Regions from separate parts of the Mus musculus genome. Here regions 1 and 3 are each linked to region 2. The links are chromatin loops, found by intact Hi-C in ENCODE. Cell type or tissue: left cerebral cortex. All regions are shown on one strand.

The links. Peaks named below come from ENCODE experiments on the same cell type or tissue, not always from the same donor. Only the 100,000 strongest peaks of a DNase experiment are listed, where the experiment ranks them.
Region 1: a loop joins it to region 2, with 5 times the contacts of the local background. A loop is called at or near these places in 6 of 42 quality-filtered maps.
Region 3: a loop joins it to region 2, with 3 times the contacts of the local background. A loop is called at or near these places in 5 of 42 quality-filtered maps.

Annotation. Positions count from the first base shown.
Region 1 is chr16:70,835,001-70,843,000 of GRCm38, reverse strand. No RefSeq gene overlaps it. Among named protein-coding and RNA genes, the nearest start is that of Gm29823, 120 kb to the left of the region's middle. In left cerebral cortex, a CTCF peak has its summit at 4,671; DNase peaks (open chromatin) are centred at 3,267, 4,681, 5,732, 7,813 and 1 more place; H3K27ac peaks cover 698 bases.
Region 2 is chr16:71,194,093-71,202,092 of GRCm38, reverse strand. No RefSeq gene overlaps it. Among named protein-coding and RNA genes, the nearest start is that of Gm24968, 23 kb to the right of the region's middle. In left cerebral cortex, CTCF peaks have their summits at 4,155 and 4,354; a DNase peak (open chromatin) is centred at 4,380.
Region 3 is chr16:70,878,036-70,886,035 of GRCm38, reverse strand. No RefSeq gene overlaps it. Among named protein-coding and RNA genes, the nearest start is that of Gm29823, 73 kb to the left of the region's middle. In left cerebral cortex, CTCF peaks have their summits at 4,333 and 7,815; DNase peaks (open chromatin) are centred at 3,818, 4,484 and 5,146; H3K4me3 peaks cover 965 bases; H3K27ac peaks cover 1,452 bases.

The sequences.
Region 1 (8,000 bases), 360 kb after region 2:
CTCCACATTCCACCAACACAAAGGGAGCTTTGCATTTGGAGGGGTATGTTCTTTGCTCCAATTGTGGTTTCTGCAATATCACAGGAGGGTACTTAGCATAAGCACCTGCATGGTTTAAATAAAGTAACTGGTAAGTAGATTATGAATGATGGTACCTATTAGTGTTCAAGTGCAGTGTCTAAGCCTCAGTGTTTCACAAAACACATGTTAGGCTCTTGTTTAAATTCTAGGGACAGTATATTTAAGTTATAGAATTTAAATTTGGGTTACTTCAAAGAATGGCAGAACCATGTCCAAAATAATCCCTTAAACTTTTAAACACTGTAGTTCAAGCCATTGTAATGTAATTGTGATTCAGGTTTTTTTTTTTCCTAATGTAGTTAAGCAATAATAAGACTGTTCATACTCTGGTTACATTGGAGTCTAATCCCAGTGCCAGCAATTTCTGGATTTGTGATCTTAGGTGTATGATAACCTTTTTGATTCTTGTCTTCTTATATAAAAAGTGGAAACATTTGGTTTAGAGCATTTACAGAGTATTTAGGCTATAGCAGGCAATAAATAGTTTTCTTTCATTCCTGTGATACTAGGTCACCTTTCTCAAAGACTAGAATAAGTTGGCAGAAAAATATAGCATTTCAAAATAAAAGGTTTCTCCCCTGCCTCCTGAACAAACACATGTTTAAGGGTGAACAGGAGAAACTAGGAAGTATTGCCATGAAAAATTTAAGGGCCCTGGTAGTTCTGTCTCCATCATTTGTTACTCAATCCAATGTACAGTAAGTCCCTTGGTATTCCACGAATTAGCATCAGGCAGCTAAACTATTTCATCACTCCTTCAGACTTACTACTACATGTCTTTAATGTGTCTTGTTGATCCTTTTTAAAAATCTATTTTTTAATACACCTACGTCCAAAAGCACCAGCACCACCACCCCTTAGCCATCTAATCAGGGTACCATCGCATTTTGTATGATCACAGGGTGGGATTAAATTTCTAAGAGCTATACAAGGGAAGCCAAGGCTTCCTTCTACACTCATCCACTCTTTTGACTCCCACTTCAAAGATGGCTACAGACTTGAACTGCAAAGATTTAGTAAAGAAAAAGCATTAGGTACAATTAAAATTTAATATCTGGCACATAATGATAACATTTAGAATGTCTCAAACATATTGCTGAAATAACATTGTTGTTTTGGTAACATTTAGGTTTAAATTTGTATGGAGTATTTTGTCTGACAACTTCATCCTGAACTCCAGATTCATCAAAAACTTATCTAGTGTGAATAGTAAAATTTGTATTAAGCTTCTGCTTATAGTCTTTATCACTTCATAATGGCAAGATAAGTCCCTGGTGGTTTCTACTTTCTTTATATAGTTCAGAATTATGCCATCAATTCAAACCACCAGATACATCTGCCATGTTTCTATTTTATTGTAGATACACATGTTGCTTGAGAGATCAGACTCTACATTCACCAACTTAAGTGTAACTCCTTAATGGTCAAATACACCCTACAGATTTATTAGGATGTCTCAGAGAGGCCCTCATGCAATCTCTCAGCAAATACTATAGGCTCTCCTTCTAGCATCAGAAAACATAGTTATTATTTTGTCAACGTTGCTGTTCCAGTTTGTTAGTGTGTGTGTGTGTGTGTGTGTGTGTGTGTGTGTGTGTGTGTACATACTATATAAAGTATGTAGCTTGATGTTAGAACCATGTTGCATGAGAAATATGTTATTACTCAGCTCCTGAGTGTTGTTTAAAATATGTACGCTGAGGGTGGATAGATGCCGCAGCAGCAGTTAGGGAAGTCTTCCCATAGGACAGAAAGTCCTGTTCACAATGTCATCAGGAAGCTCATTGTTACATATAAATCCAGGTCCAAATGTGACACAATGTGATTTTCACTCATGTAGACACACAAACCTATACAATGTACATAAATAATAGAAGCAAACCTTTAAAATGATTATACAATATTCACATATTATCTTATATACTCTTTTTTCCTGAATATTCATATTTTATTTCTAGAATAAGCATTAAAAAAAAAGAAGGAAAAGAACTGAAGAAAAATGAGAGGAACAGAAGGAAGAGCAAAAGTAAACAGGAAGTGGAGTGAGCAGGGGGAAGCAGGAGACAGGGAAGAAAGGTGAGGAAAGATAAAAGAGACAGGAAACATTAAAGAATGACAATATTTCAGAGCTGTTCTTTCCTCCCATCCAATTGGGACCACAATACCTACTGAGTGTATAAAAATTACAATTTCTGTGGAAATGTTTTTTAAGTAGGAATCAATTCATAACTGAAATGCATAGTACATCTATCAGGAATAGTTACTATGAAATCTCGCTGTGGGAAGACAGAAGTATATGGCACAGAGTTTCGATGAGGACATTTTACAAGAGCAAGCCTAAAAATCACTGCAACAAAGAGCTTCCAATAGAAATGGGACCCATGGCACCAGCCGCATATGTATCAGAGGATGGTCTTGTTGGTCATCAGTGGGAGGAGAGGCCTTTGGTCCTGTGAAGGCCCAATGCCCTAGTATAAGGGAATGCCAGGACCAGGAAGCAGGAGTGGGTGGGTTGATGAGCAGGGGGAGGGGAAAGAAAATAGGGGGTGAAAACCAGGAAAGGGGATAACATTTGAAATGTAAATAAAGAAAATATTTAATAAAAAATGGCAATCTTTGCATTAAAGCACCATGCTTAATGTTTAATAACTATAGAAATACTTCTTTTCTTATGAGACAAAAGGAACAGACGATTATCCAAACATGAACTGGTCACTGTGAGTCACAATGCAAGCCATGCTAGGAGAAGGTCTCTCTGCTCTCCCATGCGGCATCAGTATGGAGGAATTGGTTGCATCAACCTGCAAAGACAGTGGTAGCTACATTTTAATACAAATGCTACAAGTCCATTTTTTAGTATTAAAAACAATATTTTACCATGATAAACTTCTGTTATTCTTTGGCTTCTACATGACACTTGAAATTAGTTTCTGACAAAAAATATCCCATCTGCCTCTGCATGTACTAGTGGATTGAGCTGATGTATTTGGTGTGAAAAGCAAACCCTGAAGTGGAGACTTTATTGTGTTTTACACTTGATTGTTTATGCACGACAGTACATTTAAACTGACTTTCAGCAAGCCCGTTGCCAGAGTTTCAAAGGCTGGAAAATGGCACAGCCTTTCACAAAATAAAGAATAGGCAGTCACACCAGCTTACAAGTTATTTTTTATGAACAACAGAATTGCTTTTTGCTCATTTCAAACAGACCCTAAATGTGCCCAGCACAGCAAGAGAGAGTAAGAGGAAGCAGAGAGCTTAATATTCCAGCCCAGCTCACTGGAAACAACCATCAACAAAACTCAGTAAAATGACAGAGCACTGTGCTGTACAAAAACATGATTTGTCTGCTTTAAATGGAGAATAATGATTTTTAAGTTTAGAATAGAACCAAAGGACTCAATTACTATTCATGGTTTCTGAATTGTTTTACTTTGGAAATTCCTTTAGCATGAAATGTTCATCAAAATCAATGCATGAAAGTGTAGGGAGAATGAGCACGCAATCTCCCATATTCATAAAGGACTTCTTCAATTAAGATCACTGAAAAAAAATGTGTCACCAATTCATACAAAGCTACACACTATGACTAAACATTTTTAAAGAATAACTTTGGAGGAGATGGTGAGGGGGAGAGGAGTGTATGTGTGTGTGTGTGTGTGTGTGTGTGTGTGTGTGTGTTCATGTGCATGTGCAAGTGCATATATACACTCTCCTAGCTTTATTAAAACCAAGATTATTAATATACAGTACTGGCCATTATATAGAATACTATGTGAATGAGCCAGTACCAATTTTGTTTACTCTTTTTACTCTTTTAAAACTATATAATTCTTATACTCTTATTTAAGCTTATTTGAGTAAAACTGAAAATTTTTACTGGAGCAAAACCAGTTTTTTTCCCTGAGAACAACATAATTATATATTGACCAACATATCACTTTCTTAACTGTTTTCATTTACAAAAAGTAGTGTCCAATTAGTAGCTTTCACAATACAGAGCTACAGAGCTGTAAAAGAGTTATTCAGTTGTAGAAGAGTCAGTAATTGTTTAGTAATTAAGGCTAAATTATTTCATTGTTTCCTTTTGTTTTCTTCTACTTATCCCTTATAATGTTTTCAGGTTTTTTTTCCCTAAAAGTTATGCAAACAAAAGTGAATAACCTTATTCCCATTCCTGCATTTAGAAAAAAAAAATGGCTACTTGTGTGAATGCTATCAGGTTTGATTGTATCTACTTGTCTTCTCAAGAGCATGGTGCAATCCAAGCAATATTGGTTATGAACTAAGGTAAAACATATCCTTGGCTACTGATTTGTTAGGGAAACATTTGCGTTTATACTAACACTGGCAAATTTTTTGATGGATTGTTACATATTGTATTGCATTTTATTTGCCATATTAAACAAAATGTCAAATCCTAAAACCAAGCAAAACATTATCTGTATTTTTTTTTTCATTATGTAGGGGAATGGTAAAGTCCTGAAGGCAATATGAAAGCCTTAGTTAACCAGCTCCTTCTGTTTGCATATTCAATCCCTCAATGTAACATATGCATAATTTTATCATCATTGTGTGCCATCTGGAGTATCCTGATTGAACTGCAGTTTGAAAATGAGGGTTAAGAGGTAATTTGGTTGCATACATTTAGAACTGAAATGTCTCTCATGGAGCAGAACAGAGTTATTTAAAAACAGAACTATGACTAAAAGATGAAAATATATTCCATAAACTCAAGCAAACCGAGGAAGACAATTTCAAGTCTTCATGCCTTCACACTTCCAGCTTTCTTAAAAATTTAACCATAATATTCTCAGGAGACTGTTGCAAAAACCATTTGAACATATCACTTAAGGCAACAGATATTATTATAAATACTTTACCTGCTAACTTACAAATTCTCTTCATGAAAGAGAATTCCATGACTGATTAGTGAACACCAGCTAACACACTGCTAGGAAAACAACTACTTATTTTTTCCCTACACAGTCACTTAGGTGGGATGTAAAAGTTGCAAAAATTCATCAAATTTGAACATTCTACTTGAGTTCAATTTCTCTGGTGGCCCACAAGTCCCATCTTGAAGTCTGATAGTATTTCTACTCCACAATTTAACTTCCAATTACCACACTGTGATGTCAAGTGAAATACTTTATAAAACCAATTTCAAATCAGGCTTACCTTTTTTTTTATACTTATCTTTCAAAAAAAAAAAAAAAACCTAATATATGTTCCCTTTCAAAACATTTTCTTCCAGAATTTTTAAGTGCTACTGAAAGAGTCAATCAGCCACACTATGGTGGGCAACCATGTTTCAGGTCAAAAGTGTAATTGTTAAAATGGATTTTCCTAACCTAGACTTGTTAAAGGATTAATCATTTTCAAAAAGCATATATGCTTTAAAACTTTGCCCAACTAAATAACGCATTAATCTTTCTCACCTGTGTGGGGAAAGCGTTGTAAACCAACTTTTCTCAAGTTAGAATTTGTCAAATTTCCAGAAGTAAGCCCATATTACAGAAAGAACATCTATAGCCCTGTTTCCCAGCTCTGTTTCTGCTTACTATTTTTCCTGCATAAACTGAAGGCAACTTTAAGCTGGCTCCTTCAGAATTGGAAACTTCACCCACTCTTCAGTGTGTTCCGTGCACAGGGCTTTCTGGCATTTTCTGATAATATTGTGATTCATTTCCTCAGCTCACAGAACAGATATCGAGACATGATCGTCAAGACTTTGAACTGTGATTTAAGGAGAGCACACATTATTAGACAAGCACAGGCACTGAGAGAGGCAGTTCACACTGCATTTCTCCCCCTTTTTTATCCCGGACAGCAGTGAAGTGCAGGCACCTAATCTACTACTATCCTGTCACAGAACATGACATTCTAATTCAGTCAGGAGGGACTCACAATAAACTCGAAATCACACTGAATGCCTCTCTGGTATGACAATTGATTACATCTCCTAACCTTTCTGCATCTGTGGTACCATCTGGAGCATTTAGTACTTACATTATTGTACACAAAGAACAGGTAACAGCCTATAGACCCAAAGCAGGCGCACCCTTTCTATTGTAAGACTGAACCAACAATATCAAGAATGAAGAAAATGGTAGCCCATGTCATCTAGACTTCATAAAAGATTACATTACGATGGAAACTGAACATATGCCCAATAAAAAGTATTTTTGTAGACTATACAATGCAGGACTCAAATATTTAAAGTTATCTTTTCACTCTTTGGAAATTAGATGAAGCATAGAAGACACAGAGAATAATTCTTAAAAGGATCTATTATACTAAAATCTCAATGTAATTGACTCATCATTGAAGTTTAAAAGTTGAGAATGATTGTATTGTGTTGCCGTAAAACTGTTTTAACTTAATTTGAGATGTTAAGTAACTTGATCAGGGCAACACAATCAATTACAGATCTAAGATACAAATCCAGTTTACTCCTAAACCGATTATTCTCCCCACTGCATTATAAAATTTAATTGAGTTGATTATTAATTAATCATCTTGGCCACACTTATTAAATATTATACAATGTGTTGTTTGGAAATTCATAGCAGACACCTTTATCTTCTTTAAAGAAGAATAATTACATTAATTGCAATCGTTTAGGACAATAGTTCTCATGTGAGGCCAGACAATTCTTTCATATACTGTAATTCTCTCCTGCTCACTGTGGGGCACTGAGCAGTAACCGTGCCCTTTATCCAGTCAATGTCAGAAACTATATTTCTCCCAGTGATGACAAATCACTGCAAAGTGTTTTAGAAATCAACAAATAGTCAGATTTGTGGCAACGTAGGGAATCACAAAACCTGCAGCCTCCATGACCTGTTCAAATACTTAGCAAACCAGTTGGGCACTCTACTGTCACTCATGGAAAAGTTGTGGCAACTGCAAATTGTTCAAGTGTTTATTCAACGTGCAGTTTCAAAGACTCTTCTGTCCTCCCTAAATACACTCAGAAAATTTCAATAAGAGGCAATGACAGAAAGATAAAATGAACAAATTCAGAAGTACATCAGTTAGAAATTAACAAAGATGCCCAGTACAGAAAACCAGTAGTTTGTATATCTTCTCAATATTAATACTGTATATGATCTATGATTGTGATTGTAACAGTGTATAAATAAAAAGTTATTTATATTAACAACAGGTGGCACTAGTTCTTTCTGTGCCTCAGACATTCTATACAATATTATCTAATACAATACTAAGCTTTGATGATCAATGAAACTGGGAACATGTTCATTTTATCTAGTGTTTGTCTCCATGAAAACACAGGGTATTTTGAGCAATAGGGACCCTCTCAGTCTTCCTCCCTGAACATCTGTTCCATTACCGGATGCTAGTATTCTTTATCTGTTGGCAGAAATCTATCTTTGGAGTAGCTAATCAATGAGACCCAACACCATACTTAACCCTAGTAGTAATAAAGACATAACTTCTTCAGGTGCGATCTCCAACTCTCATCGGAGCAGGTGTCTGAAGTTATAACGGTAAAATTGGATCTTACCACACCCAAACTCGCAGGGATCTGACTCACAGACGCCAAAGCAAGAACAATTGTGAAAAGGTATCTTGGCAATGCGGGGATCATGAGAGCTACTGCCCACATGCCTGTTGCTTAACCATTGCCACCTGACTTGTTCGGTGTCCCCAAATGACAGAAGAAGTGTATTTAAATTCCACATTCAAGCTTCTTTGCTTCTCTCTTGTCGGGCTTATTTCTGAGTCACTTATTCAGTTGTCATCTTTATTCATGGCAAGATGTCCAATTTTGACAATCCGTGGCTTGTCAGCACCAAACGAGAACACCACTGCTTAAATGAGGAGAAAGTTCCATTTTCAGCAGCGAAGTAAACAGCAGCATTTTAAACTCATCAGTGAACAGAGGAGGTTAA
Region 2 (8,000 bases):
AATGTGATCCACAAACAATAGATACTAAGTTGTATTTCTCTATTATATCAATGTTTTGTGTGAACAACCCTTGTTGGTGAAGTTAGTTACTATTATATAGGTTAGAATTTCTGTCTTCAAAAACATAAAATAATTGACATATATTTAAATTTATATATTAGGAGATGAAATAGCCAAAAGTATTAAGTAAATATCCAAAAGAATGTATTGTGCTTTTCATTTTCATTTTCAGGTCTCCTATTGACTACCCCGCATTGTACAATTTCATTCCAGAATCCCTTTTTTCCTAAATCATATTTGTTAAATCAGGAACTCATGTGGAGATCCATTCTGTGATTAAAACATTTTAATACTCTGGCAGGGTCGAGTATGATGTTTGTCATATTATTATTTGTTCTCACTATGATTTTTAATAGACTTGTGAGATAGTGTAAGAAATAAATATAAATATATGTGCATACCTACACACATATATGCACATGTGACACACACACACACACACACATATATATATATATATATATATATATATATATATACACACATATATATATGCACATATATATTTGAATAATACAAATCCAACTAATACTACTGGATAATTTGGAAAATATTTAGATAAGTTTAAATTTTACTATTATAATATATTTACCCTCTCGCAAATTTGGAGCATTTAGTAATCAAGCTTCTTTAGATCAGAGGTTCTCAATCTATTTGTCATGATCCATTTGGGGGCTTTAAATGACCCTTTCACAAGACTCAAGTCCATCATAAAACAGAGATATTTACATCAAGATTATAGTTATAAAGTAACAATGAAAATAATTTTATGGCTGGGGCACCACAACCCGAGAACTTCATTAAAGTGCTCCAACATTAGTATGGTTGAGAACCACTGCTCTAAAGGAACAGAAATCGCGGAATGAATCTATATCTTAAAAAAGGGATTGATTAGAATGGCTCATAAGCTGTGATATAGTTATTTTAATAGTGGTTGTATCTTGAAAGAAACTCCAAATATCCAATAGCTTTTTCAGTCCCGGAGGAGGCTGGGTGTCACCAGCTGGTCTTGGGTATATTCTGGAATCCTGAAGAACCTGCCTCGAATCCCGGCCAAGGAATGTATCCCAGCAGCAGCAAGATATATGAGCTTGCCAGTGAAAAAGATAACAAGAAGGCAAAAAGTGAAGCTCTGATCTATGTCCTTTAGATTGGCTGCCGTAAAGTGTGGCCCAGATTTATGGTGATTCTCCCAACCTCAAATGATCTGGGATTAAATTGACATTTCCCACTTCAAATGATCCAATCAAGAAGAATCCCCCAGTGTGTGCAGCAAGTCCATCTTCTTGGATTTTTAGTAAGTTCTCGAAGTAGTCAAGTTGACAACCAAGAATAGCTGCCACAGAAGAGTTACCATAGGGAAATATTTAGAACACTTGTTTATATAAAATATAAATAATCCAAATGAACTCATTTGATGTGATATGTCTCATTTATCAGTGAAAATATCATTGATAAAAAAAAAAGAATTTGTTTGAGCAAGAATCAAAGGCACAGCATTAGAGGATCAATGCTCAAGCTCAGTCACTATTAATCAATCTTGATTTTTTTCATAGTTCTATATTTTCACATAAATTACAATATAAAAACAATGTTTGAACAGATTTAAATTCTTTTTTCACTAAATACGTGTGATATGTTGAAGCCTGCCACTCTAGCATAGTTGTAGCCATTTTGTTCCATGCCTGCCTATTTTATATTATTGCTCTAATATACCTGACAATCTTTGACATAGAAAAATAACTTGACTCATAGCAAGGTCATGCTGATTACATATTCTGTTATGTTCTATATGCCCTGAGTTTTGTTTGTCTTAAAATAATTGACAACTGTAAGCTTCAACTGGGGCCAATTAGAAGAAAGGTTAGTTTGAACTCTTCTGTCTAGCTATCCAAAAATAGCTTGAGCCAGAGTCAGAGTCGACCACAGAGGAGCATTTCCGTCACCTGCAGATGAGCTCATTGTAGTTATTTCCTTTATAAGCCATCCCTGAGAAGTGGGTGTGGCCATAGCCTCAGCCCTGAATTCTGAGCTCTGGCCCTGATCTATCAGTCTTAGGGCCTCTGTTCCATAAACCATGCCACTGTGACTGAGATCAGTGTTTGTGTAGTTTTGGTGTGAGTCTTGGACCCCAACAGTGTATATGTATATATGTATATATCATTTATATCTATATGTCCCATCAAATTAAACTAAAGAATGACTGTCAAAACCCAAACACTTACAAGCTTCTATTCATTCAACATCTCTGCTCTCATGATTTCTATAATTTACATAATGGGTTATTATTTGTTACTCGCTATAAAATAATTTTGGGTTTTCTTATTTATGTCTGTCTGCTCTTAGTCAATGTACATCTTTGGGGTTCATTTCATTTGGGTAATACTAGCAGAATTGTGTGTCTTTAGATTTGGTGGTACATTTTTCAGTATCCTCATAAACCACTATTTATTTTTCTTGTATTCACATTCAAAATGAAGTTCTTTTGTTTGAAATCTAATTCAAAAGATATTCTGCAATCAAAATATATGATAATTTACTTAATTGTATCATTTAGAAAGCAAAATACTGTTATTATATTTGAGAGTATTTAGACATGACTTTATTATGAAGACTGGACTTCACAGAAGGCCTGATATAAAATCCTAAGTTCTAAGTACAGCCAACCCATATAGATCCTGAACAGCATTTGGTCAAAAAGAGTACTAAACTTCCTTAAAACTTGGTATGATTTGGACAATTTTATTTCCTGGATCAAGAGCATAAATTCTATAGATCACATGTCTCAATATCAAAAGATTGGGCAGCCCCAGATAACCATAAAATTATTATTCCAGATAAAGGAAATATAAATCAAGGCAACAAAATGGAGCTGTGAATGTTTCTGAGAACAAAAGGCAACTTAAGACTGCAGTAGCAGACACACTAGTGTTCTTAAAAGAGTTTAAAAACAAACTCTATGCCATCTTTGTACTTATATATCTGCTATTTATTCATGAACTACATTAGTAGTTACCCAAATTTTATTTGATTCAGAATGAAGAAGAGCCTTTGGAAATAAGATCAAGATTTCGATTAATTTTCCGAAGGAAATTCAAGTGTATTACGGTCTTGATCTGAGGTCTCTAATACCGTAAGTCTATCCACCAAGTAGACAAGGAGTGTGATCATGATAAAGGAAAGTTCCTCTCCAAAGAAAGTCCATCTTAAACTGAAGGGTCAGTGTAACATCACAACCTGCTCAATCCATCTTTCTTTTTCTGGAGCTACCAACTAGGATGCCAAATGTGATTCGGATACATGTCCACTAGAAACTGAACAGATGCCATCAACTTATTTCACACAGATCAGCAAACAGCAATCAAATGGTAATGGCTTTCTGTCAACACTGACCCTCTCTGGGTACAAAGGCCACCCTGGAGGTGAGGAACTCTCCATCCAATTACCTACCCCAACAGCTACCTGATCCCCTTCAGAAAAGTAATTTGCTCAGTGAAAAATTGCACACACTACCTGATTTGATGTTTCTTAGTGTTGCTTTTCCTAAAAGTTTCTAGAGTGGCAGATGCGCCTGGGTCTTTCATTGTTCAGAACATGTGAAGGAATACTAATGTGACAACTAATAAGGAGAAAAACCATGTTGTGGCAAGAAGTGAATAAAATCCAATACATGGCAAATTATATGCAACACCCTCCCACAACTATTGTTAAATAGAAAAGAGATTTTTGCGACAAAAGTACTTTCAAATAAGCCTTTCTTTATTTAAAGATCGCCTGTGATATTAGTGACTAGAAAATGAATGGCTTTATAAAAACTGCTTTTCAAGCTAAATCAGTATAAAACAAGAATTCTATAAAGAGTAACCAGTTAACACATATGCTTGGAACACAATAGTTATCTACAAATGTTTTCTTTCAGAAGTGCTGTACACATAGCAGCTATGTCAACATGCCCTCTGTGCTCGGTCTTACTTTCCCCCCTTAATCAATATAAAAACGGCAGGAAGAACAAAATTTTTTATAAAAAAAATGGCCAGATACATTCTCAAATTATTAAGATTAAAATTCTGCTCATATTTTTAATTTATTTCAATGCTTCTCTATTGATTTTCAAAAATGTTTAACTAACTCGGAGATAACCCTACTAACTGACTACTCAGATTCCTAACCTAAAATTAAACAAAACAAAACAAAACAAAACAAAACAAAACAAAACAAAATTAGTAAAAACAGTGTCTGTGATTCTCGGTCTATGAACAAATCATCAGAAGCAGTGTTGAAATGCCTCTGGGGGGAGACACAGCTCCAGAAGTGGCTGCAGCTTTTCTCCTGCTACTTTTGAGCAGGAAGACAAGCAGAGACACACATGCAGGAACACCAAAACAAATGCAAACATAGAGACAGTGGCAACAGACATCAAGATGTTACAAATGTCCAGACATTCTGTGAGGGTTCACATCTCATCCACATAAAATGACACTAAAGGGCAAAGGGATTAGATAGTTTTCAAATTAGAAAAATATCCTTTGTGGATTTGAATACATCTAAGAATTCTCTAAGGCTTTACAAAGCCTGTGTATTTTCAGCGTTAGCACAATTTAGCAAAGCTAGTTATCATAACTATTATCTTTTCCCTAAGTTGTGTATGTTTACTTATTCTGTAATTCTCAGTGTTAACAATGTATTACAAGGAAAATAACTGTTTCTTTCAAACTATAAATATATATATATATATATATATATATATATATATATATATATATAAAACAAGAAAAACTAGCTAGGATAATTTCATGGTGCTGATAGATGAAAAGTATCTTTGCATCAATCTAAATTTAAGTACATCCTTAACAGCTAGGCAAATGGCATGCATGTACAATGCGAGCACTTAAGAATTGGGGAGGAAGGATTGTTAGCTTAAGCCCAGACTGGGCTGTATAGGGAGATCTGTCTTTTAAAAATATCCCGAGCCAAGTTATTTTAGGAAATAGATATAGCTTAAATTTTAAAATAGCTTTTGCCCAAGACTGCACTTCATGGGAACTTTAATCAGTATTTTACTATGATTTGTTTTTCATTGTAGAAAATTTCAGAAAGCTCATGCATACTCATTGCCTACTTTACTTTACACTAATGTTAAAATAAACTTGAGTAATCATAATACATTAATCCATATCACGAAAGCATCATGAGTCAACCCTACTAACTCAACTACAGACATCATTCAAGCCTTCACACTCTTTAACATCTGTGTGCATTTAAAGAACCAGTTAAAGATCTATAGACATTGTATCTCATTCTTGTTCAAAGAGCAAATGCAGGCACTGCCAGTCTCTCTCACAGTCTTTCTTTGTATTCCCTCTTGCTGCTTTTTTTTTTAAATAATAACTTTATATTTAGATGTTACTGATTTTCAGTGATTACTGCTCCACTATATCTATTGTGATACCGTCTGTTTTGTTACAGTAAAGTTACTGCTTAGGAACATATCCAGATCTCTACATATATTTAAGGCTGGAAAGCACTACATACTCGAACACATATAAAATACACGCATCTTTCTAATACTCAGTTTCAGAATGTTTTCTGAAATAAGCATTAAATTCCACTTTAGGTGTAATAAAATTGAGGGTTAGAAAAGTGACAGACCTAGAAGGGAAAGCCCTCCTGCAAAAGAGAACAGAGTCAGACTGGGGACTTGGAGGAATCAAGCTGGAACTGATATCAAAACCTCCTCTCTGAGGACTACCTCTCATACTACGCAAAGGTGATGTGTAAACTAAAAAGGGAAAAAAAAATACCAATCTGTAGTCTCCCTTCAGCTACAAAGCATATATCCCTCATTATAAGATACCCCAACAGTGCAATACTGGCACTTATATCTTGAGAATAATCAACAAACATCTGATCTTAAAGCTCATTATATTTAAAAATGAGTCTATGCCAAATACTGTGATTTTAGATTACTACCTGTGGCTAGTGAGTCCATAGACTCTACAGGAGACACAACCCCCAACCCCCACCCCATCAAACCTCCTCACTCCCTGAGTCCTCAAGTCTCTTGAAGGTTAGGTACAACTTCTTTGACTGAACCCAGACCTGGCAGTCCTCTGCTGTATATGTGTTGGGGGCATCACATCAGCTGGTGTGTGCTGCCTGGTTGGTGGCTCAGTGTCTGAGAGATCTCTGGGGTCAAGGTTAATTGAGATTGCTGGTCTTCCTATAGGGTCACCCTCCTCTTCAGTTTCTTCCAGCTTTTCCCTAATTCAACCACAGGGGTCACAAGCTTCTGTCCATTGGTTAGGTGTAAGTATCTGACTCTTTCAGATGCTAGGTGGGCCTTTCTGGGGCGGGGATGACAGTCATGATAGACCCCTGCTTGTAAGCATGATAGCATAATTAATAGTGTCAGGTCTTGGGACCTCCCCTTGAGCTGGATCCCATTTGGGGCCTATCATTGGACTTCCTTTTCCTCAGGTTCTTCTCCATTTTTGTTCCTGCAGTTCTTTCATACAGGAAGAATTCTGGGTCAGAATTTTTGACTGTGGAATGGCAACCTCATCCCTCCACTTGATGTCTTTCTACTGAAGATGGACTCTACAAGTTCCCTCTCCTTACTGTAAGGCATTTCATCTAAGGTCCCTCCCTTTGAGTCCTGACAGTCTCTCACTTCCTAGGTCTCTAACACTTTCAAGCAGGTCCCCCTCCTCCTACCTCCTTAGCTTGCCTGTTTCTATCCTTTCTGCTTGTCCACACAGAGCTTCATTCCTGTTTCTCCCCCCAATACCTGATCATGCTCCCCTCTTCCACTCCCTGTCCTCTTTCCCATTCAGCTCCCACTTTCCCCCGTCCCACCCCCATGATTGCTTTCTTTTCCCTCCCAATTAGGATTGAGGCCTTTTGGCTTGTTAACCTTCTTGAATTCTGTGGATTGTATCCTGGGTATTCTGTACTTCTTTTTGGCTAATATCCATTTATTAGTGAGTACATACCATGCATGTCCTTTTGGGTCTGAGGTACCTCACTCAGGATAATGTATTCTAGTTCCATTCATTTGCAAAACTCAGGATGTACTTGTTCTTAATATCTGAGTGGTACTCCATTGTATAAATGAACCACATTTTCTGTATCCTTTCTTCTGTTGTGGGACATCTAGGTTGTTTCCAGCTTCTGGCTATCACATGTAAGGCCGCTATGAACATAGTGGAACATGTGCCCCTGTGGCATGGTGGGGCATCTTTTGAGTATATTCCCAAGAGTTGTATTGCTGGGTCTTCAGATAGACCTATTTCCAATTTTCTGAGGAACCTCCAGATTGATTTCCAGAGTGGTTGTACCAGTTTGCAATCCCACTAGCAATGAAGAAGTGTTCCGTTTTCTCCACATCCTTGTGAACATGTGTTGTCACCTGAGTTTTTTATCGTTTCCATTCTGATTGGTATAAGTGGGAATCTCGAGGTCGTTTTGATTTGTATTTCCTGATGACTAAGGACTTTGACCATTTCTTTAAGTGCTTCTCAGCTACTCAAGATTCCTCTGTTGTGAATTCTGTTTAGTTCTATGCCTTATGTTTGATTGAGTTATTTGATTTCTTGGTGATTAGCTTCTTGAGTCCTTTATATATTTTGGATATTAGCCCTCTCATTGTAGCTATTAAAAAGCCTTTGTATTCTTAAATGAGTTGTATAGTCACTATGCCTAAGAGTAACAATATTAATTTTAATTTTTTACCTGTATATAAAATTTTATACCAATGAAAAGTTTAAAACTAGAATATATATATATATATATATATATATATATATATATATATATACATATATATATATGTATATATATTCTGTATCAATGTTAGAAACTATGGCTTTAATTTTGCATCAAATATAAAGATCTCTATCAATGTAAGATTATGGTTATTTAATGTTTTAAGACTAAACTTA
Region 3 (8,000 bases), 320 kb after region 2:
CTCTGACACCATTGCAAACACTAGCAAGATTTTGCTGAAAGGACCCTGATATAGCTGTCTCTTGTGAGACTATGCCTGGGCCTAGCAAACACAGAAGTGGATGCTCACAGTCAGCTATTGGATGGATCACAGGGCCCCCAATGGAGGAGCTAGAGAAAGTACCCAAGGACCTAAAGGGAACTGCAACCCTATAGGTGGAACAACAATATGAACTAACCAGTACCCTGGAGCTCATGTCTCTAGCTGCATATGTATCAAAAGATGGCCTAGTCGGCCATCACTGGAAAGAGTGGTCCATTGGTCGTGCAAAATTTATATGCCTCAGTACAGGGGAACGCCAGGGCCAAAAAATGGGGATGGGTGGGTAGGGGAGTGGGGGGGAGGGTATGGGGGACTTTTGGGATAGCATTGGAAATGTAAATGAAGAAAATACCTAATTAATAAAAACAAAACAAAAGAAGACAAAAACAAATTGCCTTCCAAATATTTATGTTCATGGCCATAGATTGATGCTATCCTTCCTTGTAGAGGGAAGCATTTTTGCCGTGGAAGCAGTTATATGGGGAGACACATAACTAGTCATCTTCCAGCAATTAGTAACCATTACTGTGCTAGAGCAATTAATTGATCATCTACAACTGGGAGAAAATAATCATCTATATCACCTCTCTCCAAAACTCAGAGAACATTTCAAACGAGAATAGCAAAGGGTTTGGGGATCCATCCCATATACATTCACCAAGACCAAATGCTGTTGTGGATGGCAGGAAGTGCTTGCTGACAGAAGCCTGTTACTGCTGTCTCCTGAGAGGCTTTGCCAGAGCCTGACAAATACAGAGGCAGATGCTCGAAGTCAACCATTGGACTGAGCACGGCACCCAGATGAAGGAGTTGGAGAAGGGACTGAAGGAGCTGAGGGGCGTTGCAGCCCCATTGATAGAGCAACAGTGTCAACAGGCCAGACCCTTGGGAGTTCCCAGGGACTAGACCACTAACCAAAGAATACACATGGAGGGACCCATGGCTCTGGCCACATATATGACAGATGGATTTGATGTGGGAGGAGAGGCCCTTGGGCCTGAGGGTGTTCGATGCCCCAGTGTAGAGCAATGCAAGGGAGAGAAGATTGGAGTAGGTGGATGGCTGGGGAAACACCCTCATAGAAGCAGGGGAAGGGGGAAAGGGATAGGGGTTTCTGAAGGGGAGACCTGGAAACAGGAAAATATTTGAAGTGTAAATAAAGAAAATATCCAATAAAAAAAGGGAGAAAGAAGAGAAAAGAAAAAAGAAAAGGAAAGGAAAGAAAAGAAAAGGGAAGGGGAAGAGGGAGAGAAGAGAAGGAAAGGGTTAAAAGGATGAAGAAGTGGCCTGTTGTATAGGTGTGTCCTATTTAACCTGGATTGGAACATTCCCTTGTGGATGTATTGAGATGGCTCACAACATGTATGCATCTCATGAAACGTCTTCCTGAGGTTGGAAAAGAAAGAAACAATTTCTGGAGGAGAGGACGGTTTTTCTTTGATGGCACTCTCTGGAAGTCCCTCAGGGAGCTCCAATAATGCAGCTTTTACTACTGTGGGATGGACTTTCAGTGTAGCAGCTAAAAGAGTCAGCCATGCTCCTGTGAGCCACCACTTAACACACAGCTTAGTAAGTACGCACAATAAATTCACTGGCTCACCAACGTGTGATTGGGATGGATAGCTTCCATGGTCAATAACTGGTTCCATAACAACATGAATAGATGTTTGTTCATGTCTCCCTAGAAAAATACATTCAATAAATACACAAAGTAATATTTAGCTGTATGGAGAAAATATGTTCATCTATAGAAAAAAAAAATCATCCCAAATTGAAAGTACCAATCAGCCGAAGCTGATATATTTTTCTAAATTCAGTAAACTAAATTATAATATTTAAATTGCTGTCAAAATTCACATCCAAGGTAACCTAGCTTTGTTTTTCCTTCTGTTTCAGTTTTTGAGACAGGAACTGGAACTCACAATCTATCTACTCTAGATATCTAGGGGTGGTGATTTGAGGTGTGTCCCTCCATAACCGTAGATAAGTATCAACAGTAAAGAAGAAAGATGTGTAATTCAATCAGCAAGTTAGAATGCATAGCTAAAAATCTTAAGACAAAGCACAAGTATATTTGGTGAAGGGTAGATAAAAATGTTAATGAATTCAAGGGAAGTATATACATAGATACTGATGTGCAATAAAACAGACCCACGGGGCTGGAGAGATGGCTCAGTGCTTAAGAGCACTGATTGCTCTTGTGAAGGTCCTGAGTTCAAATGCCAGTAACCACATGGTAACTCACAACCATCCGATCTGATGAGATCTGATGCCCTATTCTGGGGTGCCTGAAGTCAGCTACAGTGTACTTACATATAATAAAGAAATCCTAAAAAAACAAAAACAAAAACAAAAACAAAAACAGAAACACAAAAACATGGAGAAAATATAGAATTTTAATAGTATTGCAAGAGAACGTAGCTTACTGTACAAAGAAAACTATATGTGAGTTTCTACTTTATGTAACAAATGCAAGTGTTCTCCATACCAAAGATTTAGCTATAAAATGCAAAAAAAAAAGCAATTGGAAATATTTATTATATAGGTACATCGAAATAAATATTTGAGACTAAAAGTCATAAAATTGAAAATAATGGATTTAAACACGTTAAAATTTGAGACCATTTATCATCCAAGAGTATATTTGCTACATCTAAAGTTGATAAAATATGGACAAAGTATTCGAGTTCATTACAAATGACAGGAAATTTGAGAACACTAAGAACTTTAAAACATAGTTCACATTAGTAAATATGAGCATATGGAGAGTTGTTTAACCTTAATATTCATCGAATAAAAATTATAAGAACAATAAGTCATAATTTTTTCATGTAAATTATGAAAACCAGAGAATGGGGTGAATCCAGTCATTGGCAGGACTATGGAGAGATGGGAACTCGCCTGCCCTTCTGGCAGTGGATATTGGAAGTGCAATCCTGGAAAGTCATCTGGCCATAGTTAAGAAAATTACATATGCATGTTTCCTGTGACAGGAATCCTCATCCTACTGTATAATCCAGGAAACACCTCCACAAATTCCACAAATCAAAGTTTGGACATTTTATGGAAAGACCTTTATCTTGGAGTTTTATGATAATAAAACTAATAGCATCATAGGGATCAATCACTAAGAAACAAGGCTCTAAAATGTGGCAGATATGGGTACTAAGACAGCAAGTAAAAGGATGCAAGAATCTGAGTGTACACACATCAACAGACACAGATGAAATATATGACAATGCCAACTGAAAAGTGCAATAATAAATCGAAGATTCATAATAGACTTCTACTTATGTCAATGAATGCCACATGTAGCAAATACACACACGTGCAATACAATCACACATAAAGAGTTATTTGAACTACTTCAGATGACATGATATTAGATAAGATATGGCTAACAATATTATTATCTATTTCCAGAAGATCTAACAACTATAAACATATAATAGTCTTACATATACAGAAGGAAATTACATGCATTTATATATTTGTGTATGACCTGTATACACTATGGATAAAAACTTTATTATGATGTACAGAACTTAAATATTATTTTACCTTGCCTCATTATTTGATTGGGAAACTGAAAGGTCAACTTCTCCAAGATTCGAAATACATAGAGAGAAACCCTGGACTCTGTACTTTAATATAGCTGTGGTGAGCCTAGGCTTCGGATACTTCTCCATCATTACTGAATGAACTGCTTCTCGACAAGGAGATGAGAACAACTGTTATTTTCCCTCTAAGCCTGTGCCTTTTGCAAGGATGCAGATTAAAGCAGGAGTCAGAACACTGCTCTCAGAATACTTTAGAGGCAGCAAAAACATACTTACCCTTAAAAATTGGTCAAAGAAAAAACGGAATCAACCACTTTACATTTTTTATTTCTATCAGCATCTTGATGGCTGTGAGTAAATGCCAGAGACACTAATAGGTTTTATCTCACAATTTCTTGGAATTAACATCAAACATTATAGAATATGAAATGTAAACGAGAGAAGGGAGTTACAGTTCTTTATGTTGTTTTTTTTTTTTTTTTTCACATAAGGTTGTTGGATTTTTTTTTTCTCTATCTTTTATATCCACAGGATGATGGCATCATGCTGAGCCCTGCTCAGAATACAGATCTGTGCTGGGATGTTCTGTAAGTTTAAGTATGCAGACAGTGTGTTTCTCATCCCTGATATACCTAGGGCCGGCATAGCCATGTGGAAAGATTAATTATGCTCACATCAATTTTGGCCTCTAGATGTCATGTAAAGAATGTAGAATCTGAAAGGAAGCTGCAGAATTTTTATTACGGCCATCGGAAACACTGTGTGTAGCTGGGAATGGAGAATAACAGCCGAGGTGTTCTTTTACACAGAAGCCAAAGCAGAGAGGCTAGAAATCACGTTCTTGGATGGGCTGTGTGCAACACACACTGATTTGTTAGCTTCTCAGCCTAAAAGAGAGATGCGGCCGCGCACACGCTGCTGGTTTCTATATGGTCAGTCTCTTAGATGTGAAAGCACTGAGGATGTGCAAAGAAACAGAACAATTGTCACTATTATGGATGTGAGCGAAAACTCAAACAGGGAGAAGTACATGCTGACTTTTAGGGCTCTTTTATGGTTCTCCTTTAAAAATAAAATGAGGAGGACAGTAGCAGATGGGCGCGAATGTTAAATTATTATACATGCTTAATTCCAGTGCTTTAGTGTGAGATCAAGCAAGTGATAATAGGCTTCAGTTTTTGTGCAAGAGGTTTCACAGCAGAAAAAAAAAATGTGCTTCAGCTTGTTTTTGCAAAACTGAGCAAAAATAAAAATAAGATTACGCTAAAAAGAACCAGATGAACCACCGAAAGGAATCCATCATGAAAATCGCATAACATGGAGACCATATCTGTTTGTCGCAGTGTTTGTTGCAATCTGCAGTTAATTCATCACAGTGTGGTTCCCTTGATATGTAAGGACAATGGGAAATGTCCACAAGCCCTCTTCTTATTTCCATTCACAGCCCAGGAGAGCAGTGGGCTGCAGACAAGAAGCCATTTAAATGCCTCCCAAGGAGAGCCTCTAAGCTGAGAGGAAGCAAGCTTGCTCTAAGTTGCTCAAGGAAAACCCAAAGCTGCCAGACAGTGAGGACAGGGAAATCATGCAGAAAAACCAAAAGAAAGGAAGACTAGGAGCAAATAGGAGTCTGCTTAAACAGATGTATGGTAATAAGCCCAGCTACCGAAAACTTCACAGTGCAAACTGAAATAGTCCATCTGATTTCAGACCTGAACAGTGGGATAATGAACGCTGTAGAAGCAGTGGGTTCTTCAAACTTGGTTTGGAAATATCCTGAGGAAAATGCTAGCGATTCACAAAAGAATAAAACAGATTCCCCTTGAGTGGCTAAAGTTAATTTTTTTTTCTTTCCCTCTGGGGATTAAATTCAGAATACTTGCTGTAGATGATCATATAACTACAGGTGTGTGTCTGTGTGTGTGTGTGTCTGTGTGTGTGTGTGTGTGTCTGTGTGTCTGTGTGTCTGTGTGTGTGTGTTTGTGTGTGTATGTGTGTGTCAGAGAGAGAGAGAGTTGGTCAAAAATTTAACGACAGGAAGTTATTTCATGGAGTGCTTAAAAGAGAGCAGTTTATTATTTATAAAAGTAAGTTATACTTTTACTATAGGAGAAAGTTTCAAATCATCCTATTAACCCCAACCATTTCTTAAACCACAGGCTAACCGTTTTTAATTATCTTTTTCACATCCAATCATGTGAAACTGTTTTAAAGTAAGATGTTTGAATAACTAGGCAAATCGTTATCAGTAGCTGAGTGCAATGTACCTTCAGTTCAAAGACAAATGGGGTGATCTCCTCTTCCAATATATGCAGCACAGTTAATGACCAACCAGGGATATATGCTGTAAATGAAAAATGCATACGAAATAAAGTATCAAGAAAGAATTCTTGGTTCATTTTCTGAATTAAGTCTGTAAGAAAGATGCATACATAAACTACTCTCACACACTAACATCCACATACCCCACATATAAATCACTCATCCACCACACACACATACCAAAACACACACACACAAGCACACACACACCATATATACATCACAATCCACCACATACACAAAAACATAGACACACTACAAACATACCACATGCATATACCCTACAAACATCCATGACATGCTCCCTCCATTATTATGTAAGTGCAAGTGAAAAAACAAAACAAAACAAAACTTTTTGTCTCTCTTTCCTAACAATGTACTAGCAACACAAATCCTCTAAAGGCTCTATAGACCTGAAAATTGGATATATAATCCACACCCTTCAGGAACAGTTGTGCCAGTTGGATACCTCCCTCCCTCCCATTACATGGTCCTAAACTCTTTCTGTCTCATTACCAAAATTTTATATCATTGGCTCTGTGCTCATATTATCTTATTTACCCTTCATTCTTATTCATTTTTGCCAATGCAAGTTTAACATTCTCATCTCCAGTGTCACTCTAAGTGTTTTAATCTACACTTCACAAACCAATGAAGGGTGAAAAGGGGGAAGAGGGAAAGGGGTAGGAGAGGGAGGGGCAAGAGGGGGAAAAGAGAGGGTGGTGGAGAGGGGACAGAGAGACAAAGACAGAGACAGAAAGACAGAGGGAGACAAAAACAGAGAGAGAGAGAGAGAGAGAGAGAGAGAGAGAGAGAGAGAGAGAGATTATTACAAATGAAAAATGTAGTCAAGAGATACACTGCAAGTCCCTGGTACTCAAAAGACACAGAGAAAAGGGGAGTGTTTCAGGAAAGCACACACACACACACACACACACACACACACACACAGACTTGGGATATATATAACCAAATAGACACCTCCCCCCAAAATATCTATATTCTATTTTAATCTCTTGCTTGGGGATAAATAAGCCATTTTCTGCTCTCTGTAGTTAATTTTGTGTTCAGTAGAGGATGTAAGCATACTTCTAAACCCTTAGAAATATAGTCCATGTGCAGAACAAAAGGGAGAAGCATCAAAAAATGGGAAAGCCTGCAGCACTTTTAAACAAATAATTCTATTTTTCAAGGTGTGTTTTTTATTATAAACCAAAACATAGAGAAAAACATACAATATCTAAAAATAAGTATAAATGCCCTAAATTTAGCACTACTCTATTGGGCACTCTGAAATTTTCTCACTTTAATGGTCTCTCTTTCTCTATAAACTGAAAAAGAAAAAGAGGGAGGGAAGGAGGGAGGGTGAGAGGGGGGAGAATGAGAGAGAGGGTGAGGAGGAGAGGGAGAGAAGGAGAGAGGGGGGGGGAAGGGGAGAGGGGGAGGGGAGGGGAGAGATTAGATCTTAACAACTCTACCTAAAGGATTTTATCCTGCTTTGGGAGGGAGTTGTAAAGCCATTTCCTCCCAATAGTACCATTCTCTCCTGGAATAAAGTGGGAGATTCCAAGGCCCTAAGAGGTAAATAAAACTTTCAAAACCCAGTTAACAGGTTCACCACCCCGCCCCAGGCATATACACACAGGGTTGGAAACGTGTTATAAATAGAGGAAACAATTTCTGGGAAGAGAAAATATCATGCAGCGTCATCCACACTGAGATGGATATTTTAGTAATGTTTCTGCCTCTGTATCATCCATGACCCTGCAAGGAAACTCCAATAAATTTGATATTTCACTAAGATAGATGGGTGCAATTGTTTCTTTATCCACTGGATGGTACCCTACCTGGAATGATCTTTACATATCTTCTCAAGGAAAGATACAATCAGTACATAAAGAAAACTTCCCAGCCAATATTGGAGTTTAGCTTTGCATTAATTAGTGAGGATTCCAGATGTGGTGATTTGAGTCATTTGTGTCCTCCAGGGTTCCAGTGTGATGAGTAGTGTTTCAGGACTAAGAGGTGGCAGAGACTTTG